Regions from separate parts of the Mus musculus genome. Here regions 2, 3, 4, 5 and 6 are each linked to region 1. A link is a loop called in an ENCODE intact Hi-C map of the cell type or tissue named here. Cell type or tissue: heart. All regions are shown on one strand. Each heading gives the region's core, and the rest is flanking DNA. Links, peaks and the distances in the headings are about the cores only. Region 1 overlaps Lipe (lipase, hormone sensitive). Region 2 holds the start of Gsk3a (glycogen synthase kinase 3 alpha). Region 3 overlaps Cic (capicua transcriptional repressor). Region 4 holds the start of Megf8 (multiple EGF-like-domains 8). Region 5 holds the start of Erf (Ets2 repressor factor). Region 6 holds the start of Dedd2 (death effector domain-containing DNA binding protein 2).

Region 1 (4,708 bases), core at 1-4,000:
AATACATGCACACCCTCCACTATAACACAGCCCCACCTCCAAGACTACCAGCCTTAGGATTGCAACCCTGGATACAGAAATGTCCCATTCTGGAGGGGGTGGTTGGTCCCGGACTGCCCCCTGTCTGGCATCCACACACCCTACTCACGGCCAGGCTTATCTTCTGGCCTCAGGCAGCCTCTGTCTTTGCTTTTCCTATAGAGTCTGTGCGCCCCACGGAGTCTATGCGCAGGAGTGTGTCTGAGGCAGCCCTGGCCCAGCCTGAGGGCTTACTGGGCACAGATACCTTGAAGAAGCTGACAATAAAGGACTTGAGCAACTCAGAGCCTTCAGACAGCCCCGAGATGTCACAGTCAATGGAGACACTTGGCCCCTCCACACCCTCTGATGTCAACTTTTTTCTGCGGCCTGGGAATTCCCAGGAAGAGGCTGAAGCCAAAGATGAAGTGAGACCCATGGACGGAGTCCCCCGCGTGCGCGCTGCTTTCCCTGAGGGGTTTCACCCCCGGCGCTCAAGCCAAGGTGTCCTCCACATGCCCCTCTACACGTCACCCATAGTCAAGAACCCCTTCATGTCTCCTCTGCTGGCCCCTGACAGCATGCTGAAGACCTTGCCGCCTGTGCACCTTGTGGTGAGAACAAGGCCGCTGGAGGGCAGTGGGATGTGACTTGGGCGACCTGGGGAAAAGAGCTAGCCAAGTACCACTTAGCCAGCCAGGCCAGGGAGTCTTGTCATTTGCAGATAGATGTGTTGGGCAGGAGGCTTGAGCAGGTGGAAAATATGGGTGGGACTGGGTAAAGGTGGAGGATTAAGTTAACCACCGCCTCCACCGTGTTCTCTGCCCACTCCCTCCCCAAGTCCTCTTACCCCACCCTTACCCCACCCCACCCCCACCCCCACCCCCGTCCCTGCCTCGGTCAACCTTCACATCTGTGTGCACGTGCTTTTCCCTCCCTCCTACCCTGACCACCACTCTCTTCTAGGCTTGCGCTCTGGACCCCATGCTAGATGACTCGGTCATGTTCGCGCGGCGACTGCGCGACCTGGGCCAGCCGGTGACGCTGAAAGTGGTAGAAGATCTGCCGCATGGCTTCCTGAGCCTGGCGGCACTGTGTCGCGAGACCCGGCAGGCCACGGAGTTCTGCGTGCAGCGCATCCGGCTGATCCTCACCCCGCCTGCTGCACCACTGAACTGAGCTGGGGACGGCGGGGGGCGGCACTAAAAGACCTCTTGCTCCCATCTGCGCGGGCTTCCGTTATGAGTGCGCTCCGAGATGGGCTCCAGGCCCCCTCAGTCGGGCTGGGCGGGCGGGAGTGGGCTGTGCCTTAACTTGAGACAGTAAGTGGGGCGGGACAGGGGCCAAAAGCTGAACCTGGGGGAGGGACACACACACACCTGTCACTGAGACAGCTGGATCTGCACTCTACCACTGCCTTCTGCTGCTGTGACCGACCCGGCTAGTCGGTTTTGCCTTTTGTAAATAAAAGTTATTTAACTAGGCCTTTTAAAAATAGGGAGTGTGTTTTCCCAGCAGATGGCAGCACTGAACTAAAGTTGCTGCGAAAGGGAAAATTAGAATATGTGGACCCCGACTCTAGCTTTGCTCACAAACAAAACCACCTAATATGCAAGCTCTGCCTGCCTGTGATTGTCATTAAAGTCCCATCAGCCTGGCCCCCAATAGACCCTGGATTTAGCGAGACGATTTAGACCCGAAGTCTGCCCTTGGAGCTGCTGGTCCAAGGTTCAAGAGGTCAGTGCAATGATGAATGACCTTAACCTTCAATAGAGGAGCACAGAGCTGAAGAGATGGCTCAGTGGTTAAGAGCACTAATTGCTCTTCAAGAGGACCCAGGTTCAATTCCCAGCACCCACCTGGGAGCTCACAACTGTAACTCCAGTCCCAGGGCCTTCAAGAACACCAGGTATAAACATGGTGAGCAAACACATACGCTCAAAATACACATACACATCGTTTTTAAATTTTTGAAAATGAGTATAAACTTGCTAGGCAGAGAAGCATGACAGTAAGCGGTGATCCAGGCTTCCATACCAGAAAGCTACGTGTAAAGTGGGGAGTTGGGGAGGAGCCTGGATTATAGTTGAGCTACCAAGATCGTTGTGAGGATCAGAGCACTGAAGAGCATGCTGAGGCACTGGTGAGGGACTGAGACCCAGGAGGCAAGAAAGGCTTGGGGACAAGTGAAGGCAAGGCCTGGGCTGGAGCATCCTAGAGCCAGCAGTAAGCCTGCAGAAGTAAGACTCACTTAAGGTAGGGATTAGATTATAACGGAGCAAGCGTGACTCTTGGGTCTAGCCATGAAACACGTGGACAGTGAGGTAGCCTGGTCCCTAGAAGGAGGCTCAAGGGCATGTGATGATGCTGGGATTCAGGGATGCTCAGAGGTGATCTGAGGAACACCCAGGAGACTGGAGAGAGGCGTGGGAGCTCACTCTAGCTGGAACCAAAGAACTAGGTTCATTCTAGAAAGAATAATCAAGGCAGGATTTGAGGAGGGCCAGAATAAAGTGCTGACGCTTATGGCCCCCAATAAAGGAATGGGGCATAAGGGGCCAGTGCTGGAATGCCCTGAGGATCAGCTTGAGAGGAAGTGAGGCAGGAGAGAAGAGGCTGGAGAGGAAGTTTCCAGAAGGAAGGAGTGGCCCATGACTGATTGAAATGCTATCCTAGAGCCTCACCCATGAACGTGTATGTGATGTCACAGACCTCGTCCAGAGTCATGGGAGGTTGGCATCCAAAGGTGCTGGGCTGAAAGGGAGTAAAGGATAAAGGACTGAGCCTGTGGGCACCACATGTCTGCGGAAGTAAAAAGGGCGAGACATGATTGACGGGACCTTGACTTGACAGGGTGGGGGGCAGAGAAGATGGAACAGGTTTTAATCGTGTCAGAAAGGGAGAGACTAGATGTAGAGACACAATTGGCTTCTAAAAGGAGAGGGTAGCAGGGGACCCCCTCCCTCAAGGGGGCTTACCCAGGTAACTTCTAAATCAAAACCTGACACAGAAAGACAGGCACGGTGGCTCATACCTATAACAGGTGGAAGGTTCAAGCAGGACTTCCATCAGTCTGAGGCCACTCTAGGCTACATAGTGAATAGTAAGGTCATTGTGTAGTCCAGGCTGGCCCCAAACTATGGTCCAAAGTGAGACCCTGAAAAAAAAAAAACTTAACCTAGAATTCTCAAAAGGAGTTATATCCGGGCACTAAATACACCTCCATTCTGCTCCTAGTTCATCAAGTATGGATGACCCTAGGATGAACAGCAGTCCCAAGCCTTGTCTCAGAAACCCCTTTGTCCTCCTAGCTCACCCAACACTCCTCCTGCCTCTACCACTTGTCTCAGCTTCTGCCCGGGTCCAGGCTCCACCCTAGGCTCTGGAGAGAGCCACCTCTTGGTCTAATGATATCTCCAGCTCTGGTTCCTATTCTAACCTAGCCCAGTCAGAGCTGGGCTAACTAGCATCCCTGGCACTAACACCGTCGATTTTACACACACACACACACACACACACACACACACACACACACACACACACAGCAAGAGAGACAGAGACAGACAGACAGAGAGCGTTAGTTCAGTTCCTAGGTCTGGCTGCTGCCCACCTCCTCATTGCCTTACAGCTCCCCTGGTGGTTATGGGGACAGCATGAATCTTCTATTTCCGTACCTAAGCATGGCAATTAATGAACCTCTAGGCCTCCCTGCCTTTGCACAGGCTGAAACCCTCTCACAACCTCTGCGCCACCTAGTACTCTTCCAAGAGTCAGCTCCAGTGAGTGGCCCCTCCTCTGGAAATTCTTTCCTACCATGGCAACCCCGCAAAAAGATTCCTGTGCCTCCCCCACCCCTTCACACCCTTGACCATCAATGCCTGTCGTCCCCTCTGACCTGAGCTCCCTGGAGGGCAGGGCCCAGGTCTGACTCATCTTGATCACCAAGGTCCCCAGCATCAGGCCTGGCACACCAGAAAGCCCAGGAAATGTTTAAGTAATGAGTGGGTGAGTGAGTGAGTGAGCGCTGAGTGAGTGAATGACTTGGGAATCGTGAGTGAATTCATGACAGCAGGAAATGAACGGAGGGACGTGCAGGACAAGCAAGGAAGGTAGAATCAATGGGTACATTTTTAAGGTTGCACATCCCTGAACTCAGCTTGTCCAGTGGCGCCCTGACTAAGCTCCCTCACTCCTCCACTACAAGGCCGGCTGTTTTCCCACCAGGCTGTACGCAAAATCCCAATACTGGTCATTCTGGAAAGGACTTACCTGGACCAACCAGGAGAGCTGGTTTCCTCTCGCGTACCTTCGGCTTTTAGTCGAACCGAACCGATCCCTATGGGGCAGGTTTCTTGTCTATTGGCAGATTGGCTGAAACTAACGGAGAATGACGTCTCTGGGAGCCTATCGCTGTCCTACATGGACTGCAGCCCCGCCCATTCAGGAAAGCGCCCCTAAGAAATGTCAGGTCCTCTGGAGAGAGCCAGGCCGGCTGAAGGCGTGGTCGGAATGGCCAAGAATAGAGCTTTGGGCCTCTGGTACCTGAGGTGTTTCCAAGCGTTCTACTTTCTTTCCTCTCCCCCCTCTTTTTCCAGTATTGAGGATAGACCCCAGGGCTTTTCGTATGCCAGGCAAGGTCTCTACTACCGGGCACTGAACCTCAACCCTTTTAGTTGCACAGACTGGCCTT
Region 2 (4,783 bases), core at 535-4,534, 140 kb after region 1:
GCAGCACATTTTAGTTCTTTAAGCATTCAGCAACAAAGGGCTTCATTAAACTTGCCTGTAGACCTAGAATTGAGCTATTCGACAAAGTAGCGCTTAATCTAATGTCTTAACAACAGCTGGATTCTCCAGTGGAAAGCCAGTTGGAGTCCAGATCGAGGGATCTGGGGTCTTAGAATTTGGTTGATGAGGAGCCTATAGAGCTAAGAAACCAGGAGCTTTCAGTGCTGAGTCTTTGAGGAGATAAAACAATCAGGAAGAGGCCGGGCTCTGGGTGCTTTAGGATGCCGGCCCCACCTGGGCAGTGCAGGTGTGATGCCCTAGGCCCTGAAAGGGGAAAGGGGCTCCCTCAAGGCCATAGGTTGCTAAGAGATAAGAGTGGGAATTGAGAACTCTGGGCCTGTTGGACTGGCTTCACTATAAAACTCCACCTTGTGCAGCCCTGAGGGAGAAGGAACCTTGAACTGGCTACCCATCTCTGCACTTCTACTTCAGCATGTGTCAGTCAGCCCTGGAGTGAGTGGGCTCTCCAGCCTGATGCTGACCAGGACCGGGAAGACTGGCAGGAAACAGGCTCTTGTGGCAGCTTGTGGGCAACTGCTCCCTCTCCTGGGTGATGTAAGCCATTCCCTGGGGTGGGAACCACTGGGTTATTTCTGGAAGTTGGGATGAGACATATCTCCTGGCAACATAGATGCAGCTGAGTTGCTAGTGGGGTGATGCAGAAAGGCGGATGTTGTCATTGCAAGAAAGAAGCAGGACTGGCTAGTGGTCTCAGCAGCAACACTCAGAATCGTCTTTTTTTTTTTTTTTAAGGCAGGGTACCTCCGTGTAGCCCTGGCCATCATGGAATTCACACAAGGAGATCAGGCGGGCCTCCAACTCACAGAGATTTGCCTGCCCCTGCCTGCTGGGATCAAAGGCATGCACAGCCATTGCTGGGCCTTCAAAGCACTTCTAATCACATGGCTCCTAAGAGTTCAGCTTCAGATCCCCTCCAGAGGACAGGCCATGATCTAATCAAACTTGTTGTCCCAGATTCCGGTTGTGTGGGACGTCACAGGTGATTTTTGGCCTTAAGAACAGCAGCTCCTCCAGTCTCTAATCGCCCACCGGAATCCATTTAGAGGTCTGGAACATTTCCTGCAAAAAGATGCCCTGAACTTAGTGTGGTGGCACGTGTCTTTGCCCTCAGTACTGGGAAGTCTTAGTTGGATTGCTGCTAGTTTGAGTCTAGCCTTGTTACAAGGAACAAGACCCCATTTCTTCCTCCTCTCCCTCCTCCTCCTCGCTGCTGCTCTTCCATTTTGGTCATTTAGGACAGGGTTTCTCTATGTAGCCTTGGGACTCTATAGACCAACCTAGCTTTGAACTCAGAGATCTGCCTGCCTCTACCTCCTAAGTATTAGAACTAAAGGTGTGCACTAAGACCTTATTTCTTTTTTATTGTTGATGTGGTTTAAGAATATTTATTTTATGTACACCATAGCAGTCTTCAGACTCACCAGAAGAGGAAATAAGATCTCATTACAGATGGTAGTGAGCTACCATGTGGATGCTGGGAATTGAACTCAGGACCTCTGGAAGAGCAGAAGGTGCTCTTAACCACTGAGCCATCTCTCTAGCCCCTAAGACCCTATTTCAAAAGAGAACAGAGGGCTAGGGATGTAGCTCAGTTTGTAGAGTGCTTGCTTAGCACACACAATTCTCATCACCAGAAAACTGTCTTGGCAACACTAGTCTGTAACCCAAGCACAGTACAGGCAGGAAGATGTCTTCAGCTTCATAGTGAATTTGAGGGCACCCCGGGCTACATGCGACCCTGTCTCGAAAGAAACAAAAACAAGACATTTGTCCCTGAGATCTTTGCTTCCAACCAGAAAGTCCTCCATACACCTTTCACGACTTTTACAAATGAATTCATTCCAATTAAAATCCCATTTGTAATAGCCCTCCTCCAAAGTATCTCCATGGCTCTCGAGGCCAACGTCTCTTCCTTGTGTTTCTTAGCCATTCCTCATTCATGGCAGCCCAGAGGTTTTCCCTCACACCTTTCATAAGTTTCCCTTGAGAGTTCTCTATAATTCCCCAAACAATTGTTTTACATTGCTTATATCAAAGTCTTTAATCTCTTCATGGACCCCCATCAACTCCTCCAAACATCTTTAGAACCTGCTTAGACACTTGGAAACATCTTACAGATCTTTGAATTTGCTCTCCAGTGCCGCACAGATCTCAATGCCAAGAACGGTCCCCTGGGCAGGTTCCACGAGTTCTGGCGGTTAAATAATGTGTTCTATCCTGCTACATAGCCTAGTGAGATTCTTTGATCCTATACCTAGGGGCTTGACTTCACTTTTCAACTGGGAGCAGCCGTCAGAGGGCGGCAGCCACCATGCGACTGTGTTACTCCAGAAACTCCCTCTACAGTCGAGCGTGAAGCGTCTGCAGGCTTTGCGAAGAGGGCGGAAGTACCCGTGCGTTGCCTTCTGGATAACGTAGTCTTTAGAAGCGCTAGCAGTACCTTCTGTCTCCATTCCGTGTCCACTGAGAATTGCAATAGGGAAATGACTGAGCAGACAGTACTGTAGGCTTCAGAAAAGCCCCAACAATTAGGACGAACACAGGCTGCGAGTAAAGTAGAGCACAGACTCCGTTTCTGAGGCACGAGAGCTGACAGCATTTTGACCTCTGTCTCTGCGCCCCCCCCCCAGCCCCCAGTTTCCTACTTTGGTGCGACTTTTCCCGGGTATTAATTGATTAACAGGAGACTCGACATACTCAAGAAAGCTGAAACTCCTTCGTGTAGTCGGCTCCCTTCATTCAGATTATCTAGAATCCTGTAATCTAGGAAGAGGATAGACGCAAAAAATTGGGGGTTCAGGACAGAAATTCTCTCTTTTTTTAAATCCTGCAGCTCATCTTCTTGGTCCTAACCATATTGCTAGGGAAAAAGGTAGACTATCGGAAAACAAATGTTCTGAGGCATAGTCGGGACTGTTTACTGTACTAAATCCGTTGAGAATGTAAGGAGACGTTATTCTCTTCTCTATATGTGGTTGCTTGGGACTACTTTTTCTAGCACTCACTTATCGGTTTAGGTCTTAGACCTAGGGATCAGAGAAGACATTGTAACACATTATAGTCTCCCTTGGGAACAATTGTCCTTAACCTTTCACCTACACTCTCAGCCACAGTACTCCCTTTGGACTACAGCTCCCACGAAGCCCCAGAGCCTAGCTTCACGAAGAGTCAGAGTCTACTGTGGATTATTCCCAGCATGCTTCTGGTTGCTGGTAGCTCTCATCAGCCTCGTCAATGGTGAGGCAATATTGAACTTCATTTCCCAGAAGACACCAGGCTCATTGAAGCGACGCGCATAACTCTTGGTGTCGACTACATTTCCCGGAAGGAACTGCGACGCTGCTAGCTGGCCTGAGAGAGCGCGATGCCTATTCTACTTCCTATCAGTTCCTTCCAGTTACAGTATCTACTTAAGGTTTGAGGAGCATCTGAGACTTCATTTCCTATAGTGCTTTATCAACCATTCTACACCTGCAATGCGGTGAGGGCGTGGTGATGACTCCATTTCCCAGTGTGCTTCACAGCCAGAGTACTAAGTATTCACGGGTGCGGACTCGATTTCCCAGAATGCACGCGGTGCAGGAAGTCACCGATGGCCCACAGATTGGGTGGGTGGCTGGACTCCATTTCCCGGCGTGCATCATTCTTGGATGCTGCTCAGTATTGGAGTGGCTAAGATTTCGTTTCTGAGATACTCTAAGGGACTTGCTTTTTCCTCTGTGTAGTGAGTGTGTGGCTCTGACTGTGTTTTTCAAAGTGCTTCCAAGTTAGCTTTTGGCAGAGTCGGGTGACATTAGCCAGGACTCTATTTCCCGGTGTGCAGCGCGAGCCGTCACACCCCGCCCCCAGCAGTCAGCTACTCTGAGGGTTTGAGAACTCCATTTCCCAGAGTGCTGTGCGGGTCGAGGGTGGTGACAACGAAGCCGACGGCAGAGGGACTTCATCTCCCGGCGTGCCCCGCGGCGGGCGCTGGGCCGGAGCCGGAGCCCGAACGGCGCGGCCTGGAAGAGGCCGGAGCCCAGGGGAGGCGGCGGCAGAGGCAGCGGCGGGGGCAGCCCAGGCAGCCCGAGCCCCGCGGCCTGGGCCTGCGCTCGGCGCCATGAGCGGCGGCGGGCCTTCGGGAGGCGGCCCTGGGGGCTCGGGCCGGGCGCGGACCAGCTCGTTCGCGGAGCCAGGAGGCGGAGGCGGAGGTGGTGGCGGCGGCCCCGGGGGCTCGGCCTCTGGCCCAGGAGGCACTGGCGGCGGGAAAGCGTCAGTCGGGGCTATGGGTGGGGGCGTGGGAGCCTCGAGCTCCGGGGGTGGCCCCAGCGGCAGCGGCGGAGGAGGCAGCGGTGGCCCCGGCGCGGGCACTAGCTTCCCGCCGCCGGGAGTGAAGCTGGGCCGTGAGTACTTAGGGGCGCCCTGTGGGGTGGTGATCTGGGTTTCCCAAGCGCATCAAACGGCAACCAGATTCTTTCATGTACCCAGAGAGAAGCTCGAGGTCACCGTGCTGCTTTAAGCCAGGATCGGAGCTTTCTGTCTCCGAGATAAAGGAGTTTGAGGGTTTACCATCACTTGGAGTTTAGATTCAGAATTACCAACACCCAAGAAACAGAGGTCACAGGTCCTATTCTTCCAGTTATCAAGGTCTCGAGTACTTGACGACGTTGCCATCCACAGGAGACTAGGATCAGAGGTCATAGTTACTTGCCAATTTGATCTA
Region 3 (4,783 bases), core at 412-4,411, 100 kb after region 1:
TGGGCCTTCTATTTAGCAGTGTAAGGAGGTGAGTAACGCCACTGCTCACCCTCTGTTGCCCCCAGAAAAAGGACCAGGAGAAAGGAAGGGAGCTACCACTGGAACAGCCCTGTGGTGGAAGCCTGTATATGTTATCTTGTTCACTGATGTTTCACAGCCACCTAGGAAGAGAGATCAGCCTTATGCCTAGTGTTTACGAGAGAAGATGAAGCTCAAAGAGGCTGAATAAATTATGCATGATCACACAGCCAGGGCTTTACATACTCAAGAACAAGTTCAAGTGTTCATCATCACTCAAGGTGGACACAAGTGGGAATTCCAAAAGGCCCAGAAACAAGATCAAACAATGACAATATAGTACAGTAAGCAAGCAGCCCCCAGGCCAGGGTCTGGGGTCTCCCCGAGTAGAAGAGGAGACCTGGGTTCACTGGACAGGTAACAGTCACACAAGGGTAGGTCGATCAAGAGCAGGCAATCCTCCTTTTCAACTTGCCCTGTTCACTGACAAAGCTGAAGGCAGGAGATGGCAAGAAACTGAGTCACTTGATCCCAAGGGGACAGGCAGGTCTGTAACCCTCTGACCTCCAGAGGGCCAGTCACTTGGCTGACAGCCCAGAGGGGCTACCAAAGGGACTATTAGGTGACTGCCCCCTCCCCTTTATGCAGCCCCTGACTCAGACCCTCCATTACCTCACTGCCCTAGGGACTGCAATGTGAGGCTGAAATCAATGTGGCCCACTATCTCCCCACTGCTGCCCCTCCTCTCCCCAACTGTGAGTCTTAGTGAGTCACCTACTGGCAAGTTAACCCCTTCCCCACTGCATTGTAGCCCAGGGACAGAGCTCGGAGAAGGCAGACTTCCCTGCTTCTGTTGGGTGAGAAAAAGCCAAGCACAGCACAGCACAGCAGGAAAAGAGGGCCTCACATCTGGGAAGATTGCACATCTGGTGGAACACACAGTACCCATGGAAAAAGGATAGGAAGAGGCCCTTTTCGGGGCAGGGTACAACCAAGTGGGGGCCCTGCCTGGCAGGGAGGGGCTGGAATCCGGGCGGGAAGGGCCCCCCTGCCCTGGGCACTGGGCCAGCCCTATACTTAGCTTCTATTGTTCAGGGTGGAAGAACCCTGGGTGGGGGTGGATTACGAGTGAAAGGGAAAGAGCAGATCCTATCCCCCAAACAGCTCCCCCTCTCCAGTCATACCCAACCCTAACTGGGGCCTCCCAAGTTGGAAAGGGCTGAGGGTTTCCCTAAACCGGGGCCCCAGCCCTATGTGAGAGGAGGTACACAGCCATCCTTCACTTGCCACCACAGGTACTGGGCAGGGCTATAGTGGGAGCCACCCTCTGCACCACCTCTCATCAACTCTACAAAAGCTTTAGCCCAAAACTAAGTAGCTCCCAACAAAACACACCATCCTGACCTGGGGACAGAACCCAAACACATCAACAGCCACCTGGGGTGGTGCAGGCCAAGACCTGCCCTGACGCCTGGGGCAAGCTGCCAGGGATGCTGACAGACCCAGGGACAGGCCGACTCACTCGGAACTCATGGCCCCAATTATTGAGCCCGCGAGGCACCGCGCCCTCGCCAGCCGCCCTTGGCTGCTCCCCGCCCCGGTCCGGGCTCGGCTCACCACCCCGGTGTCCCCAGCTTCCCTCACCCGCTCTCAACATACACACCCACCTACCCACCCACCCATCCCGGGAGGCGTCGGCGACGGCCAGAGTTGCCTGGGGAACAAGCCTAGGATTGGGCTGGCAAGGCTCCACAGGGATGGGGGGGGGGGGACTAAAAATAGCGCCAGGGTGAGTCAGTGTGCGCCAAGCTAGGGTAGGCAGGGAGAAAAAGGGGAAACGAGAGAGGGGAGAAGTTGGGGGGTGTCTCTAGGGATTGGGAGAAAAGCAGGTTGCAGGTGGAGAGTGGGATGCGGGCTTGGGGGTGGAAAGGTGCGAGAGCAGGGAGTGGTTGTGTGCAGGCTCCGGGGCTGGGAGGGCTACTCGGCGCGAACAGTGGAAGGCGCCACCGCCCGGCGGAGGAGGGGGCGCCGCCCTACGTTCTCCTACTCTCAGAGCGCTCACGAGATTTTCCACTAGCCGCCTGGCTCCCAGCCAGTCCCCGACAGGCCCTACAAAGCCGCTTTGTGCTTGGAAGGCGGGCGAGTGCCCGGCCGGCCTGACACCCACGCGGGCCGCGACGGGGCGCGGGCCAGCTGGCACCCAGTCTGTCTGGGATGGGGCGCGGGGGGGGGGGGGCACCCAGCCCGGAGGACCTAGCCACATAAGGGTTAACTACACTGAGGGCGGGGGTGGGGTGAGGAAGGGAGCCTCTGCCAATCGGCGGTCGGAAGGTGCGACAGTAACCAATAGAAAGGACCGAGTCCCGCTGCTAGCGTGGTGGAGGTGGTAATCTACCCCCAAGGGTGCGCGGGAATCCGCACCCATAGGTGCAGACGAGTTTGGGCGCGGTCTGTCTGTGTCCACAAAGCCCCAGGTGCACCGTTTTCCTGTCTTTTTTGCGAGCAACGGGCTTGGAGGCGGGGGAACATCTTGCTTTCAGGAGATGCCGCAACCGCCATCTGAACCCAAGCCTGTCAAGACTCCAGTTTTTCAGCCGAAATAGAGACTGGGGTTTCCTACCCGCGCCCTCGTGCGGAGCGGGAACCAGGGACGAAGTGCGGGCGGAGGAGGCGGTGCGCCGGGCTAGGGTCCAGCCGCCTGCGGTGCAGCCGCTGCCGCCGGTGGTAATGGGAGCCAGACGCCGTCGCCGCCGCTAATGCGCCTCCCTCCCGGCCACTAATGGAGCCATTAATGCCCAGGCGCCAGGGTCTTCGGGATGCACGCCTTCCCCCCCCCCCCCGCCCCCCGCGCATGCGTGCGTCTGCTGCCCCACCGCCAGCTGCCACGAGGAGGCAGCCTGATCCCTCTCAGTAATCAGGTGCTAGAAACTATTAAGCTTGGAGAGTTTGGGGTCTCTTACCAAGACTCCTACAGGCTCAGGAAAGTTCCTTATCATCTCCCTCATGTAACGCTCTTCTGTGATTCTTCCCGTCTCAGATAATCTACTGAGATCTGATCCTTAAGAGCCAACCTTCACTTTACCAGCTCTAAACTGTTTCTAAGTTTTACACTTGCCCCAGCTTTTCAGCCCCCATTGCAACCAACCTCTAAGTCTGGAGCTCTGGCTAACTACGAAGAGGTCATGCATGTTCATCCTTTCTTTCACGACCTTGAACTCTGTTTATTCCACATACTTCAGCTCTATGACACCCCTACCTGAACTTTCAAGTAAGTCTACAAGAACCAGAGTTGTCCTGACCTCTGGCTTCCTCTGATAGGAATACTCTTAGCTCTCCCCTGTCACATCCTGTATTTGCCTTTCCCACTCACTTGCCTTGGGACTGCTCAGCCCTGCAGCCAGCAGAAAAATGAACTGGAATTGATACCAGTTCGTTGTTGGAGAGAAAGTGGGTATCCTAGTGGGAAGAATGTGAGTTCCACAGGGAGTCAGGGTGACACAGGTTCAACCCCTTCAGTCCCTCTCTAGGACTCATTTTCCCCCCACTGATCATGGCATAGTGATACCTGGTCTTTTGAACACCAAATGTGTCCCCTGGAAGACTGGGATGGGGTATTTGGGTCATGCCCTCTAGCAGGTAGGTGGATGACATGAGACCTGCTTTCCTGCCACCCACTCTAGCCGGATCTCCTAGCTTTGCCCATATAGCCCCCGTCTTCCTGCCAGTGGGGAACAGGTGTATGGTGGGTGGATGTACAAGCTAGACCCGCGGACATGTCTAAGCAGGTTACAGGGGCAATAACAAACAGTTCATTTGTAAAAGACCAAGAAGGAGCCCCCAGGCCTGGACAACCTCCCTATACTCTAAGATATGGGAAAGTGGGTGGGTGGGGGGTGGCTCAGCAGGTAAAGGCATTTGTTGTACAAACGACCAAAATTAAATTTCTTGAACCTACCTAAATGTGCAAGGAGAAAACAGACTCCACAAAACTGTCTTCTGCTTCCCTCACACACTAATAATTTTAAAAAGAAGGAAAGGGGAAGGAGGCTTAGTGTTTGGCCACTGCCCTCCAGTTGAAAAAGATTAAAGATTCTGGACCTGCTCAGAGGGTAAAGTAGCTTGCTGCTAAGCCTTGCTACCTGAGTTTGATTCCCACAGGCCACATGATAAAGATAAAAGGACTGAACTGACTCCAACAAGTTGTCCTCAGATTTGCACAATTTCATTGTGGCACACACACATGCACATTCTCTCACACTCTCTCAAATCTGTGAACATTAAGGGAGAGAGAGAGAGACTGACATGCACAGAATAGGGGTATGAGGCTGGGACAGAGGCAGCAAGAGTATCTAAATAATGTGAGAGAACTGAACGTGGAAGGAAGCACACAGATCTGACTCCAGCACTTGAGAGGCTGAGACAGGAGGACTACACTAAGATCAAGATCAGTCTGGCCTATAAATGAGGAAAAGTATGGGGAAAGCCCTGGGTTCAATCCCAGTACCGTGTAAAGTGGACAGGCTTGGAGGCCCTCAAGAGGCAGAGGCAGGGGAATCTATAGTTTACGTCCAGCCTGGTCTACATAGAGAGTTCAGGAACAGACAGAGATATACAAAGAACTCCTGTCTCAAAAACAAACAAACAAAAAAACAAAACAAAAACCAACAACCATAAAAGACTTCAAGGGCCAGCAAGAGCTATATGAAACCTTGCCTCAGAAGCAACAACAGCAAAAATAACAAGGGCAAAGTTAAATGAAAAGGGA
Region 4 (4,783 bases), core at 529-4,528, 62 kb after region 1:
TCCCTCAGGTCTCAGCTCTGACATCTCTTCCAGAATCTTCTCTGCTCTCCTCTCTCCCAGATCATGTACTTCTTCTGGGCTCTCCCAGGGGAGTACTTTGGTATGTGACTGTTAGTATGTCGGTCTCCCCCGCAAGCACTGCTGGGAAGGAGGTCCCTGGTCTTCTGCTATGTCATGGTGGCATATATAATTTCTGGCACATGAACGACTAAGTTTTATTGAAGTATTTAAATGCAACAATAACCCTAAGGGCACTTAATGGACATTTGCTACATGTGATAGGTTGACTATATCTGGAACTAACTAAAAGCTAAATAGCTAGGCACAATTGTAAGGGTTTGTTTTTGTTTGTTTGTTTGTTTGTTTTTTCCCTTAACTAAACCACTTAAAGTGGGAAGGCCCACTTCTAATCCAGATCTTTTGAAGTGAGAGGCTCCACCATTAATCTGGGCCACACCTTCTGCTGGCAGCCTGTATAAAGGACATGAAAGAATGAAGTTTGCTCTTGCTCTTGGCCTGCTTGCTCTCACTCTAACTAGGAGTCCAGTCCTTCACTTTGAGGTAGCCCAGGCTGTCCTCAAACTCACAAGCCTCCCCGACTCCTGCCTCTGGCACTAGTCCTGGCTTCTTCTATTATCTGTTTTAGCATACTAGATTTTAGCACATAGGCTTGCTCAGAAGCATCTTCTAATTCCTGTCTGCATTAGAACTGACTCTCTTTAGCATTCTGGCATATACTGAAGACCAGGTAAGACATAAGCCATGTGGACTGAACTACTACTACTGGATTTTTTTTTGGTAAACAGTCTTTATCAGACTTGCTGGACCACAGTCTATAAGCCATTCTTTTTACTTGGGGGAGGGGGGGTGTCAAAACAGGGTTTCTCTGGCTGTCTTGGAACTCAGTATGTAGATCAGGCTGGCCTCAAACTCGGAGATCTGCCTGCCTCTGCCTCTGCCTCTGGAGTGCTGGGATGAAAGGAATGCGCCACCACCGCACAGTGACTATAAGCCATTCTAATCTCATTTCTATAAAGATTCATTCTATGCTATGCTTCCCTAGAGAACCCTGACTAATATACTATACCAGATATCAAATGTGTTAAATATCTGACTCCTTTCCTTTTAACTAAGTACTATTGTTGCGGCCATTTGGAGTAAAAGAAACTGTGCCTTCGAAATTCATCCATCCAAAGTCACGAAACTCATATGAAATAGAGCCTAGATCCTAAGCCAGGTGAGTGGACTTACTTTTTGTTGTTGTTGTTTGTTTTTTGTTTTCTCGAGACAGGGGTTTTTTTGTGTGTGTAGGCCTGGCTGTCCTGGAACTCACTCTGAGACCAGGCTGGCCTCGAACTCAGAAATCTGCCTGCCTCTGCCTTCCAAGTGCTGGGATTAAAGGCATGAGTGGACTTACAAGTAAGCAAAAATAAAGGAGTGGTAGAAAGCTGTGCTAGATTGATATTTTCTGTGCGCTACATTCAGGATCAAGTGAAGAAAAACACCCCTCACAAATACTCCTAGTTTGTTACTGTGACTCTTGGCACATTCCCTCCCATCAGAGTTAGGGCCCAAGCTGGCTGCAACACTGGATGTCCAACATTTTACAGCAAGAGTCCTGGAATGGAGCCGGGTTCTAGGAATGTGCTCAGTGAATGAACGCACAAATGAATGAACTAGCAACCGAGTGAGTGACCCACGCGGCCCCACTCACCCTCGATAAGCCACTCGCAGTTGCCGTTGACGCTGTAGTTGCCCGCACCATCCGTCACGAAGCCTGGCGCCTCCCGTAGCACCTGCCGCTGCCCCTTGCAGTCACCAGCCAGGACCCTGAGGGACAGCGGTCCCAGCACTGCCAAGGCCAGTGCAAGGGCCAAGGCCAGAGCTCCACCCAAGGCCATCGCCGCCTTAGGCACTGGCCCTAAGGGACGGGAAGGGCCGTGAAGACCTGGAGAAGACCCTCTGGGAATGAGGCCCTGCAAGATGCAACCTTTACAGACGTAGCATGGCCTTGTAGTCCAAGGATGTACCAGCCACGCAGTCCGGGCCAAGGAAAGGGCCGCAGTTGATGCGCTCTTGAAACCGAGGGGCCGGCCCTATAGACCCATGGAAGGCCCTGGATATGAAGTCGTTATGGATAGGGCTGACCCCTAGGGACCGTAAGGGTCCCCTATAGACACGAGCCCCCATAGGGGCGCCGACTCCATAAACGGTATCCAGTGATTACATTCAGGCTGCTGCAAGGCCAAAACAGACCGTATAGACAGTCTTCCAGGGGCGATGTGCTCTACAGCCCAGCTGGGCGGTCCATGGAGCGTGCGGGGTGGAACTTGCCTGGCCCGGAGACTCCTGGGGAGACCCCTCCAGACGGGGGCGGGGCCTGCCTTCGGGGTCCCGGCCCGGATCTCCAGGGCTCACTCTAATGCCTACCCACCCGCTCCTCCCACTCGAGGCGAATGGGCTAGATCAGAGAGACCTGGAGACTCCCGGGCCAGAGCGGCCCGAGGAAGACCCGCTGAGAGGGCGAGGGGGCGGGAGCCGCGCAGCCTCTGAGGGGAGGACAGGCTAGGAGGAGGCGAGAAGAGGAAGAGCGGCGGGTCAGAGCGGCCCTGAGAGGACTAAGGAGCGCCTGGCTCCACCCCTTCTCGAGGAAGACTTCCGGAAACTTTCCTCCCATCTGTTCCCAGTCGCTTGCGCAGCGAGAATAGGAATTCAGCTCAGAGAATTACGCATGCGTATTGCTAAGAGTGTAACCCAAAATCGCGTTTTGTGCTAGTCATTGGCTGAGCAAAGCCTTTGCCACTGGAGGGCGCCTCTATCTCTGCTAGCGAAAGGAAAGGCAACATAAAGGAGCGGTAAAAAGCTGTGCTAGATGGTTATTTTCTGTGCTCTACATTCAGGATCAACATGAATATCAAGTTATGAAGGCAAGGGACTCCAGACCAAAATAGCATTTCCTAGATGGATACAGTGAGACCCGTATGACTTAAAGCACCATCAATACATAAAAGAAGCTGGAGAGGCGACTTAGTGGTTCAGAGCATGTTGCCCTTGCAGAAGACCCTGGTTCGATTCCCAGAACCCATATAGTGGAAATCCAACGCCTTCTTGTGGCCTTCTCCTACACAATGTGCGCGCATAGTACGCTGACATACATTCAGGAAACACGTCTTTTCCTTTTTTCAGCTAAGATGGAAAAGAAACCATGTTATAGATTAAAAACTCAACGAATCCTCTTTATTTTGGCAAGAAGAGAAAACGTCTTTCTGCCACAGACCATGTGATGGTCCTTGGCATTCAGATGGACGGACAAAGCACAGGTCCGAGGTCACAAACCCCAAGGAGGGTTTCAAAGTAGAGACCAACTTCACAATATCCGTCTCTAAACAGTGGCTCGAGGGTCGCAGGGTCCTGGAGGGTCGGGCAGGGTCCAGGCGGTCGTCACGGGTGTTCCGGAGTCCAGCAGGGTCAGAGGTCTCGAAGGGGGTCAGGGGGGCGGAGATCACGGAACAGCGGGAGTCCAGATTCCGGAGCCATTCGGGGCAGGGGCTGAGGGAGGGGACGCGGAGAACGGCTCCCGCGGGACCGTTTGGCACAAGAGGGAAAGGGGCGGGACGCAGCGCATCCAAAGTGGGCGCGGGGTGTGGGAGGGGCGCGGGATGCCTGGCATGGCCGAGCCCTTGGGCCGGGAGAGAAACGGGGTTCCGGAGCCCAGCCGGGGCCCGGTGCGCCGCCCGTGGGGCAGAGGCGGGGAAGGGATGCTCAGACCGGGGGTGCAGGGCCCCCGGCTGTGTGCATGCTGAAGTATTCGGTGAAGCCGGTGTGCGGCGCCGCCGTCTGGGGCACAAGCGGCTGGTAGGACGGCGTCGGGCCATCCCAGCCCGAGTCGACCGCCTTGGAGAACCGAGCGGGTGGGGGCGGGGAGGCTGCGCCGGGTTCGGCCATGGTCACCACACGGCCCCTCGGGGCCACCGCCGCCGCCACCGCTGTCTCCTCCACCTGCTTCCCGGCCTGGGATGGGGGGTCAGGGTCAGAGGCTGCCCAGAACCCTCGGGGGAGCAAAAGCGGCCCCGAAGGCCCGTCCCCCTCCCCCTAGAGGACTCCCACCACCCCAAATATGGACGCACTTGTCAATCAGGGAAGGAGTGGGTGGCTGGGCGCCTGGGCAGTGGGGCCAGGTATTCAAGGGGTGGAGTTGGGGTGCGCCGGGCAAACTCTGGAGGCGGTGGGGGAGATGGGGACCAGCCTCGGAAGGCAGGCGGCGGGGGCACAGCGCGGGGTGTCCTCGGGGGCGTGCGCAACAGCGCCAGGACCCAGTCTGGCAGGGTGGGCGCGGGCGCCGGGGGACGGTCGAGGCGGGGCGTCGGGGCATGGGGAGTACGGAAGGCCAGGGGTGGGCTCAGACGCCAATGAGCAGGGGGTGGCGGCGGGGCGGGGAGCGGGGTCAGGTACTCCAGGGGCGGCGCCAGCAGCTCCTCGGGCGCCGGGGCTGCGGAGCTTACAGAGGAGGTTGGCGGGGGGATGGAGAAGAGCTCCGTGAAGTTGGGCACCGAGTCGCTGATGAACGTCACGTTTCCATAGACGTGCTGCGGGAAGGCTTTATCTGCTGATTGGCTCCCTCCAGGTCCAGGGACCCCAGCGGAGGCGATCTGTGAAGTTCGCACGTGGTACGGAAAGTTCTTGTTGGCCGCCGATGGGCGGGTCATGATCTGAGAAAAGTCAGGCACAGGTTAGAGAAGCAGTGTCCAGGCCCCAGACTGTCCCTATAAAATGTAAGGACTTA
Region 5 (4,783 bases), core at 401-4,400, 130 kb after region 1:
CCAGGCGGTGGTGGCGCACGCCTTTGATCCCAGCACTTGGGAGGCAGAGGCAGGTGGATTTGTGAGTTCGAGGCCAGGCTGGTCTACAAAATGAGTTCCAGGACAGCCAGGACTATATATAGAAACCCTGTCTTGAAAAAAAGAAAAAAGAAAGAAAAGAAAAAAAAATGTGTATGCGTGTGTGTGTGTGTGTGTGTGTGTGTGTGTGTGAATGTGAATGTCAGCTGAAGATAGGTGAGTGTATTGGATTTGGCAAGAGTGGGAGGTACAGGTAGTTGTGAGCTGCCTAAAATACTGTCTTATGAACTGACTAGGGTTGTCTGCAAGAGGTGCTCTTAACTGCTGAGCCACCTCTCTACCCTCCCTATTTTGGTTTCTTGAGACAGTGATTCATGTTTTAGCACAGGCTAGCCTTGAACTCTCATGTAGCCCAGGCTGGCTCTAAAATGGACCGGTCCTCTGGTTTCAGCATGAGAGCTGAGATTACAGGAGTGAGCTAGTGTGCATAGCTTTATTTAATTAATTATTGGTGCTGGCAGTGTAACAGGGACTCCCAAGCATGCCAAAGATACTGAGCTATTACCCCATCCCAATTATTACTGTACATTTATTTAGTTAGTTTTGTTTTTGTTTTTGGAGACAGGGTTCCTCTGTGTAGCCCCGGCTGTCCTGGAACTCACTCTGTAGACCAGGCTGGCCTCGAACTCAGAAATTCGCCTGCCTCTGTCTCCCAAGTGCTAGGATTAAAGGCGTGCGCCACCATCACCTGGCTATTACTGTACATTTATACCACAACCCAGTTTTTAATAATAATCTTTTATCTTTCAGGGCCTAAAAAATAGCCCCATTTTTACAGACGAGGCTTAAAGAGGTGATTTCCGTTGTTTTAGGTAAGAGAGTGGGTAGGAGAAGTAGGGTTGCCACTCAAGTCTGTTTTTGTTGTCAGGAAATGGGGACATGGGGTGTGTTACGGATCTATTTTAAACAGTGAAGTACAATGGCAAAACTGGAATTGTACAGATCAGGCCTTGAATACTGATCCCAGCACTTCCTTGCTATAGGACTTTGGCAGATTAATTTCCCCTGTAAGAAAGAGCCTTTGGTTCTTAATCTGTGGTAGGGGTTACAATAGCAGGCCCCTCATTGGGATTTTATGAGTATGAAGATGTTACAGACAATGCTTGGCTCCCAGCCTGGCACATCGTGAGCACTAAGAATTGAGAGCTGTTATTGTAACAATGATGATTATTGCTGGACCACGCTGCTCCCAGAGGGTTACAATATCCGTGGGGAGCTGCACTGTCCGTAGGCAAGGTTACATAATTCCCAAAGGGGTGACACTTCCCTGGAGGCCATGGTCTCCCTAAGGAGGAGGCATGAGACTTCTCTCTAGCACCCGTGAGCTGGTTTAAAGGCTGAATAGGAACCCAACAACGGAGAAGTTTGGGTTTGAAGCCTTAAGCACCTATAGCCTGAGCCAGATAGGCCTTCCCTCTTGCTTGCCGCATCTCACGGCTCTGATTCATCATCTTTTCAGTCTCCTAGTCCCCTATCTCTTCCTTTGGTAACTCCGGTTGGTTTATTTTTCATTATTTCCCTGAGACTGTTTAGGTTTAGTTTATGAGAATATAGCTCTGCTTCCCCTCTACCCAGTAGCAGGCTGCCTACCTGCATCCGATCGGTACCCCGATTTCCTGTTTCCCGAGCCTCAGGCTCCATCCATTCCTCCTATCTGCTGCAGCGAACACAGACTTAACACTTCCCCTACGCTCGGGCCTTTGGTCTTAAGCCCTGTCTTCCTCTCTCCTGGCGACCCCCAATGCTCCTCCGGAGCACATTTGTTCAGACTTGGGTCGCCCCCAGCATCCTGGCACTATCTCCGGAACCCCCTGCTCCAGTGTGGAGGTGGGGGTACCTCCGGCCGCGTTCCCAGGACAGCTGCAGCCTAAGGGACAGTGGTGATTGTGGGGGCTCCCGAATGCATTCTGGTCACTTCCTCCCCAGCTGGACTGGGTCTATCAGGAAGGCCAAGACCCCATCTCCACAGGAGTCGAGGGTACAGCCGCCTCCCCATTTCCGATGCTGGGAAATGTTTCCCACCCATTCCACCCCACCCCTGGACAGCTGCCCTCTTTCAGGCTCGGGGTTGAGGGGGTTGGGTAAACTCAGGCTGGGAAATGGCTGTGCTCTTGATCATCCTCCAAGATCCAGACTCCGCCCCCCTGCGGAGAAGACTCTGCCCCTTCCCCACAAAAATTTCTGATCGTCCCCCTTCATATAATTCCTTTCCTCCAAAAAGGTCCCAAAAGAAACTCTGGAGCCAGGAAAGGGCAGAAGAGAGGCAGCAGGTACTGAGTGCTGAAGACTTAAGTTCTTCTGACTTAGAGCCTCCAAGAAGGGTCGTGACCCCCAGGACCTCCCCAGCCCCTCCCTGCCCTTCCTCCCCCCCCCCCCCCCCCCGCCGCGCGGCCCCTTTAAGCCAAGAGCCGGCCGGTCCTCAGTGGCTGCGCGCCGGCAAGCGTGTGTGAGTGCGCGGGAGGGGGCGGGCACAGTGTCTCCATGGCGACGCGGCGGTGACGTCGCCGGCCGGGGGGCGTGGGCGTCCCGGCCCCGGAGTGCGATATTAACCCGGGAGGCGGCGGCGGGGAGGGGAGAGGCTCTGAGAGGCGAGGCCGGGTGCGGCGGCGAGGGCGTCCCAACGGGCGCGGGACGGGACGGGGCAACGCGGGCGCCAGGAGCAGCGGCCCGGAGTTGGGGCGCCTTGCCCCGGGCCCCCCAGCATGAAGACCCCGGCGGACACAGGTGGGGGCGGGGGCAGCACGTGTGGGGGAGACTTGTTGCCCCGGGAAACCGGGAGGGAAAACTTTGGGTGGGGGCTGAAGGGGTTCTGGGGAGCCCGATTGATACCCAGTTCTTGGGGACCCCCAAGCACTCGAGACCTGTTGCTTCTAGAGGCGCGAGCTGGGGTGCTGCCTGGGAGCCCCAATTCTGTGGATCCTTTCGGAATGGTATGGGTGCTGCGGGTGCTGGGCTTTCCCTTCCCGGACTCGGCAACCTGGGTTCTCCCGGGATCACTGGGGTGGCAGAGTCCCCTCCCTGTCGTTCTGTCACGTTGCACTCCGGGGGCCGGGACGTGTGCGGTGCGAGGTGGGGGTTCTGTACAGGGACCCGCTATGCTCGGTTCTGCGCTGCGCGGTCCGGCCCGTGACCTTCACGGCAGCGCGTGCCCAGCACCCGGTGAGCGGGATACGGGATGGCCTGGAGCTGGGCGTGAGAGGGGAACACGGGACTCGGGGTCCGGGCTGCACCGCCCCTCCCCCGTCCGTCTCCTCGCTCCCCCGCCCGGACTGAGTCGCAAAGTTCCAAAGCGCAGCCCGAACGTTCGAAAAAGGAACTTTTTGTTTCCGACCTTAGAACGCGCGGCTTTAAGGTGGCTCAGGGGAGACTTGGGTACCCTCCTCCGGCGCGGGCGGAGGCTGGGAGTTGAGGAGGGTGGGAAAGATGGGGGGGGGGGGGGGAATGCAGAGGCTCTCCCTTCGTCCTTCCCCCTCCCCGATCCTGCGCTTCTTTCAGCGGGCCGTCTTTTCCCTCCGCCCCTCTCTTCCCCGCCAAGTTGCTCCTCCTTAAGGGGCCAGGATTCCCCTCCCCCCCCATCGCCGGGCGGGGGGCAGCAGGATTAACCCCCCCTCCCACTCGGACTTTCCCCCTTCCCCTCCCCCGCCGCCCCCGGGCTCGCACAGGCTGGACTTTGCGCCCGGGCGCGCGGGGGGAGGGGGCCTCGCCGCCCCCTGCCCGTCTGCCCCGTCGGAATCCGGCCCGGGGCGGGGACGAGGGGAGGGGGAAGGGGGCCGGGCGCCGCTGTTCAAACTTGTTTCCTTCCCCCGGCGGCGGCCGCGGCTCCGGCTCCTATGTGCGGGTGTGTGCCCCGACCGGCCCACCCACCCCACCTCCCTGCTCGGCGGGTGGGGGCGGCTCTTAAAGGGCTCGGAGCAGGGCTCCGGCGCCAGGGGATTGGGGCCAAGGAAGGGGGTCGGGAGTGGGGTAGGGGTGTGCAGTGCCATAGGGTCAGTCACGTGCGTCCCACTTACTCCCCACTCCCCGACTCCCACAGGCTCGTGAGCTGCCGGGCCCTGGGGGCAGCAGGAGCCTCGCCTCACCGGGGAGGGGACCAAGGCGCCCAGACAACCCCGCCTTGTCTTCCCTCTATGTTACGGGCCTTGGCTTGACGGAACCTGTAGGGCCACTGCAACCCTGTCTGGGGTCCCAGTCATGTGTAGATTCTCAAGGGAAGGCGAGAGACCAGAACGGCCTCGAGGTCGGTCTGTTTCTCCGACTGCTGGCCACTGCTAGCCCTTCCATCCGATCCTCCATCCCGGCGTTTTTCTGCTCCGCCGTGGCTGTTTCCCACTTCCTGTTTTCTTCCCGGCTCTGGCGCCATCGAGGTCTGCCTGGAGTGGGGGAGGTGTTGAGGCCCCCCGGGAGGCAGATGTATTTTTCCTCAAACCCCCCCCCCCCAATCTGACCCCTATATTCCCATAAAAAGTTTAGGCAGTCATGTTAAGTTGGGGATTGTTTCCCAGAACTTATGTCCCGACCCAGGCTTGCACAGTCTGGGATATCCAGGTGTGCCTTCTGGGACCCAGCCATCATGTCCTTCCTGTCTGCAGCTACCTCTACACCCTGTCTGCGTTTCTGGAGCCCTTCTCTCAGTGCAGCTGCTTTCTTAAAGCCTCACTGGACCCCCATGCTCGAGAGGTCTTGCACCCTCAAGCTTTCTTGCTGC
Region 6 (4,783 bases), core at 227-4,226, 160 kb after region 1:
ATTCCCTCTCCGTCTCTGAGCTTTCTGGCCCCTCAGCCTTTACCCATGCAAGTTCCTCTGTGTAACACCTTTCCTCCGCTCCTGTAGCCCCACAGCAAAGCATTTAAGGGAACAGCGGGGACTAGACTTCCCTCAGCTTGAGTCTGAGCTCTCCCACTTTACCTCCTCTCCCTTGAGATCAATTTTCTCACCGGTAAAATGGAACTAAAGTCAGACTGACCACAAGGCCTACGGCAGGCCAGGCACTTGGTTAACAAACACCAATGCTTGGGTTTGTTTGCAACCTAGGCTGGCCTCAAACTCACTGGGCAATAGAGGGTAGCTTTAGAGCGACCCTGCCTCAGCCTCCCCAGCAGTGGGATTCTGTATGTGTACTTCCACACTTAGCCCCAGGGATACAAAACTCTCCAACCTGACAGTCCAAGTCCTAGGCTTTTAGTCTGGTCTCAACCTAATCCAACCCCTTTCACACAACAGGAGCCTACAGTCCATTCCATGAACCCACCTTAAGCCTTCTGCTCCAAGACCTACAATTTAAGGAGATTTTATTTACTGTTATACTTTTTTTTTAATTGCGGGGGGTGGGGGGCTGGGGGGGAGCATGTGTGTGGAGTGAGATAACAATTTGCAGGATCTGGTTCTCCCACCATGGGGCTCTGGCGTCAAACTCAGGTCATCAGGCTCAGTGCCAATTGCTTTTACCCACTGAGCCACCTTATAGCCCTACCGCCACCATTTTTTGTCATTGTTTATGTTACTGTGTGCCTGCATGCATGAACACACGTCATGGCATACATGTAGCATACAGAGGACAACTTCATGGCATTCGGAGCCCATTCTTTCCTCCCAATGGTATATGGGTTCTGAGAATTGAACTGGGGTCATCAGGGCTGCAAGGCACACGCCTTTACCTCCTGGGCCAGCAAGATGGCCCGTTTTTGTTGTTGCTGTTGTTTGAGACAGATTTTCTCTGTGTGGCCCTGGACTGTCCTGGAACTCAGATCTGTAGACTGGGCTGGCCTTGAACTCACAGAGATTCACCAGCCTCTGCCTCCCAAGTGCTGGGGTTAGAGTTGTGCGCCGCCACTGCCTTGCTGGTTCTGTTTTGTAGAGACAGTCTATGTACAAAGGCTGGCCTTGACCTCACTCAGTATGTACACGGGGACGTCTGGTTCTCAGCCTTGTTTCTTCTGCCTCCCAAGTGCCATCGGCCACTTTCCTTACCTCTTTACTTGTGCTCATGCCAGGAGCATGGAGACTTTAGCTGGTAGCCCTGGCATACAGGCTGCTCATGTACTGCTCCCAGAGGGCAGGGATCTTAGCCTCTTCACCACCGAGGTGTTTCCAGTGCCAAGAAAGGTGCCCAGCACACAGTAAATACACAGACTCATTCAGTGACGAGTTAAGGCTCCCTATAGACGATGTCCTGGGACCTTAACCATCTCTGTGCACACTACATGTCTACCCATTTTATGCATTTCCATGATACATAGCCCAGTACAAGGCCCTGTTATTAGTTGATGACCAATAAACCATTTGCAGATAAATGACTTGCTAAATGCTCAGGAACCAAACTTTCCTTATCTACCAATTCCAAATACCCCATTAAGTGCGCTCTGTTTTGAAGCATCTCATCTTGTAACCCTGGCCTATCTGGAACTCACTATGTAGGGCAGACTGGCCTCAAACTCACAGAAATCTACCAGCTTCTCCCTCCCCAGTGCTGACATTGAAAGCGGGTGCCACTACACCTGCCTGGCTCCTCATTAAGTCCGAACCAGTCCATAAAGGATTTTCTTAGAAACAATCAAATGGGCTGGGGGTGGGGGAGGTTAGCATTCTGCCTTAGTTACAGCCTCACTGCCAAGACAGAACTCCCCTGGCTTGGATCAGAGCATGCTACATGGCTTGTAGCAGGTAAGGAGCGGATGCCCAAACTTTACAAAGTATGGATGAGCTCATACACAGAAAAACATGGTGCACAGGACCCAATCCTATGTGCTCTCTGAATTTCATCCAACTCAATCCTTCCAAAACTCACTTAACTTGCACACAATCCTAATAACACTGTCCTTCTAGAAAGTAGCACAGGTATCCCGAAATGGACACTTTTCCGCCTGCATTCTTTTCCCTCCCAGTCCTACACCGTGTCAGGGGGTAGGTGGAATTCAGCTAATACCTCTGTATACGGAAAGGAGATCTAAGCACCTACACCAGGGGCCTGAAAGTTCAACTTTCCCGCTACACTGCTTTTTTCCCTCCTACCAGATTCCTCTTCTCTGCAGCGTGAGAGCCCCCTGCAGGGGTGGGGTGTGCAAGCGAGCTCAAGCTGAGGCCAGCACAAGCAGGGGATCCAACGACGCCTCTAGGGCACACAGGAAGGAGCTGTCGATCATCCCGCGCTGCTCCAGCCCCAAGCGCAGGCCCCAAGGCTCTCCGACCCTGAGCGTACCCTTCCCTCTTCCTCCACTCTCTCCTTACACCCAGCGCTCTCTTCCCCGCCCGCCCTGCGGCGCCCTCACCCATCTCTCTTACCTCCAAGCAGCCCCTGCCGCTCTTGACACAGACCCTCCACTCCAGTAGTGTAGGACCCTTCACTATCCACGCCTCCCATTGGGCGGTGCTCTCAGGAGAGGCAGCCAATCAGAGCTGGTAGCGCAGGGCACGCGCCCTCGCGCCTGCGTGTTGGGAGTCAGGCGGGGCTCCGCGAGTTTCTCCACGCAGACACCAGTGCCCTGGAGGCGGTGTCCGGGACCAGGAGAGGCGCCTGCGCAGTTCTCCGGGGCCGCTCCTTTCCTGCTGTTTGAAAATTCAGCGGAGAAAAGTGTGCATCCTTATAGAGCGAGGTCGCACAAATGAACGTGGCGGTGCGAGACTTTGACAGGTGTTATCTCGTAGCAGAAGAGACTGAGCGTTTCTGACAGCGTAACTAAAAAGCCAGACACACTTGTACTTTTCCTGCGCCGCCTCAGTTTTTGCTTACGTGCAAAGTGGACTGGAATCGCATCTCCTGAAAGGTTGTTGAAGGCATTGAATTTTGTCATACACATAAAAATGTTCGGCTCGGGGCCTGATACACCGTAGTACTCACTATAGCCCACCCATCATAGAAGCTTTACCGTTTATAAATAGCTTTCCCCTTCCTCCCATTCTTTGTCTGATTCAATGATATTCACACAGAGAGCCCATACCGTGGACTCCACTGCCATCCGTTTCACAGGTGGAAAAGCTAAGGCCCAGAAAAGGGAAACAAACAGCCAGCATTGAGCCAGAGCCTCCCGCCCCTTAGGGAGACAATTCCGGGGGTGGAAACCAGTCCTAGAAGAGACCTGTCTTAGGCACGTGCTGGCCCTGACCTTGAGTCACCTAAGTGGGGGAGGAGGAGCGACCGTCACGCTCAAGGCCTCGTGTAGGGGACATGAAGACACCCTAGCCTCCACTTCTGTGACAGGATTGCTCTCATAGGTGCAGGTTAGGAGGGGCATCTGGGTGGCTCCAAGACTCAAGAGGGCTCAGAAGCGATTGTACAAAGGCTGTTCTAACCGTGGGTGTGGTGTCTATGATAGGAGGTGCTGATGGACGTCTTCGGAATGTGCTGCACACAGGGGGTGGCAAGGTCTATTGAGATTTGGGAAGAGGTATCATTCTGCTGCTTGCGACTGGAGAATTTATAAATTGGGGCTGGGGAGCTGTATGAGCAAGAATTTCCATGTAGGATCTGAGACAGCAGAGTTGAGTTGTAGGTTTCTGGTTGCCACCAGAATGGGGCATACTGTATTACAAGTCCTGATTATGAGCCTTGAGCGCTCCAGGGAGTCGGGACCCTCGTGACTGGTTTACTTTGCGCTGACAGCTGTTGGCACTGGTCATGTGGGTGTCTAGGACGTGATCAGGAGGAAGAGGTAGTCTGTGGGATGAGTAATTCCACCAGGTCGTGTCATAGGATTCAGGGGACACACACCGAGCCTGAAACCACCATCAAGAGCAAGACACAGCGAGGTTTTGCTCTTGCGCAAGCGCAGCAAGGGAGAGTCCGGACGCTTGGGTTAGGGGCGGATCTGGAGTCCTGGAAGGGGTGGAGCTTGAGGTCTGATTCTGCGCTTGCGCTGTAGGGGCGTGGCGGTCGCACCTGCGCGAGTTGGGCGAAAGAGGAGGAGCGAGGTGACGCAGGCGTAATAATAGAGAAGGTGCCAGAAAGATCCAAAACAAGTGGCTGCGGCCGTCGCCCAGAAGTCATCGGACGCTGGAATCTGGTGAGGATAAGAGAGGCCTAAAGGTGACTGGTGAAGGGTAGCTGGAACCACTTGGGTGCTCGGGTGAGGGCAGGATCGATCGCCCTTTCAGGGAGGGGGGGTCGGATTCAGACAGTACCACCTGTGTGGCGCTCAGGGTTGTCTTGGTCGGTCCCACTTGCAGGGGGCCGAGGGTCACTTTTGAAAGGTATCACTTGAGTGGGATGTTGGAGCTAGCAGGAAGGTACTAGTGGACAGAACCCGAGGGCTATGACCGGACATTTGCCATCCGAAGTCACCGGGCAGTGGACAAGGTGCCCTGCAATGGGCCATGTAGCTCATTCGAGCTGGTCGTCTAGGTCAGTCGGTGGCAAGTTCGAAACGTACTACTCAGAAAAGGGCATCTGGGCTTGGTCCTCCCGACAGTGATGTGGACCGGTGGGGTCTAGCGTTCGACCTGTTACTATGGGATCTCGGGCGATACCATTCCTGTCCGTGGGAGGGAGAGAGGTTGAGACCGTTGAGGGTGTGGGGGGCGACTCTGCCCGGAG

The links. Hi-C counts contacts between places; a loop is a spot of excess contacts. Peaks named below come from ENCODE experiments on the same cell type or tissue, not always from the same donor. Only the 100,000 strongest peaks of a DNase experiment are listed, where the experiment ranks them.
Region 2: it touches region 1 in a loop (2.6-fold over the local background); 10 of 42 quality-filtered maps call a loop at or near these places.
Region 3: a loop joins it to region 1, with 2.2 times the contacts of the local background. A loop is called at or near these places in 5 of 42 quality-filtered maps.
Region 4: a loop joins it to region 1, with 1.8 times the contacts of the local background. A loop is called at or near these places in 8 of 42 quality-filtered maps.
Region 5: a loop joins it to region 1, with 2.5 times the contacts of the local background. A loop is called at or near these places in 10 of 42 quality-filtered maps.
Region 6: a loop joins it to region 1, with 2.1 times the contacts of the local background. A loop is called at or near these places in 4 of 42 quality-filtered maps.

Annotation. Positions count from the first base shown.
Region 1 is chr7:25,376,450-25,381,157 of GRCm38, reverse strand. Lipe (lipase, hormone sensitive) reads left to right here. Exons shown (of 10, transcript NM_001039507.2): 9 at 202-632; 10 at 985-1,631. The coding sequence ends at 1,197. It also overlaps a transcript of 4732471J01Rik not described here. Among named protein-coding and RNA genes, the nearest start is that of Cnfn, 9.1 kb to the right of the region's middle. In heart, for the core only: CTCF peaks have their summits at 1,519 (motif pointing right) and 3,666; DNase peaks (open chromatin) are centred at 497, 1,177 and 3,908; H3K4me3 peaks cover 2,225 bases; H3K27ac peaks cover 1,522 bases.
Region 2 is chr7:25,237,058-25,241,840 of GRCm38, reverse strand. It overlaps Gsk3a (glycogen synthase kinase 3 alpha), which reads left to right and starts at 3,990. Exons shown (of 11, transcript NM_001031667.1): 1 at 3,990-4,463. The coding sequence starts at 4,181. In heart, for the core only: CTCF peaks have their summits at 605 and 2,433; DNase peaks (open chromatin) are centred at 2,440, 3,360, 3,480, 4,040 and 2 weaker places; H3K4me3 peaks cover 2,416 bases; H3K27ac peaks cover 2,730 bases.
Region 3 is chr7:25,276,489-25,281,271 of GRCm38, reverse strand. All of the region lies in intron 2 of Cic (capicua transcriptional repressor), which reads right to left. Among named protein-coding and RNA genes, the nearest start is that of Gm45974, 8.0 kb to the right of the region's middle. In heart, for the core only: CTCF peaks have their summits at 2,057, 2,701 and 2,902 (motif pointing right); DNase peaks (open chromatin) are centred at 1,081, 1,551, 1,981, 2,401 and 1 weaker place; H3K4me3 peaks cover 3,426 bases; H3K27ac peaks cover 3,527 bases.
Region 4 is chr7:25,314,625-25,319,407 of GRCm38, reverse strand. It overlaps Tmem145 (transmembrane protein 145), which reads right to left. Exons shown (of 15, transcript NM_183311.2): 14 at 4,503-4,709; 15 at 3,213-4,011. The coding sequence ends at 3,763. Megf8 (multiple EGF-like-domains 8) reads right to left here and starts at 2,244. Exons shown (of 41, transcript NM_001160400.1): 1 at 1,715-2,244. The coding sequence starts at 1,901. In heart, for the core only: a CTCF peak has its summit at 2,796 (motif pointing right); DNase peaks (open chromatin) are centred at 1,757, 2,587, 3,937 and 4,317; H3K4me3 peaks cover 3,138 bases; H3K27ac peaks cover 2,384 bases; H3K27me3 peaks cover 1,043 bases.
Region 5 is chr7:25,248,598-25,253,380 of GRCm38, reverse strand. Erf (Ets2 repressor factor) reads left to right here and starts at 2,623. Exons shown (of 4, transcript NM_010155.3): 1 at 2,623-2,802. The coding sequence starts at 2,781. In heart, for the core only: no CTCF peak of the experiment used is centred there; DNase peaks (open chromatin) are centred at 2,060, 2,580, 3,350, 3,860 and 2 weaker places; H3K4me3 peaks cover 3,446 bases; H3K27ac peaks cover 3,557 bases.
Region 6 is chr7:25,219,257-25,224,039 of GRCm38, reverse strand. It overlaps Dedd2 (death effector domain-containing DNA binding protein 2), which reads left to right and starts at 4,181. Exons shown (of 5, transcript NM_207677.3): 1 at 4,181-4,276. It overlaps Zfp526 (zinc finger protein 526), which reads right to left and starts at 2,615. Exons shown (of 3, transcript NM_175436.5): 1 at 2,536-2,615. In heart, for the core only: no CTCF peak of the experiment used is centred there; DNase peaks (open chromatin) are centred at 2,669, 3,369 and 4,079; H3K4me3 peaks cover 2,951 bases; H3K27ac peaks cover 2,489 bases.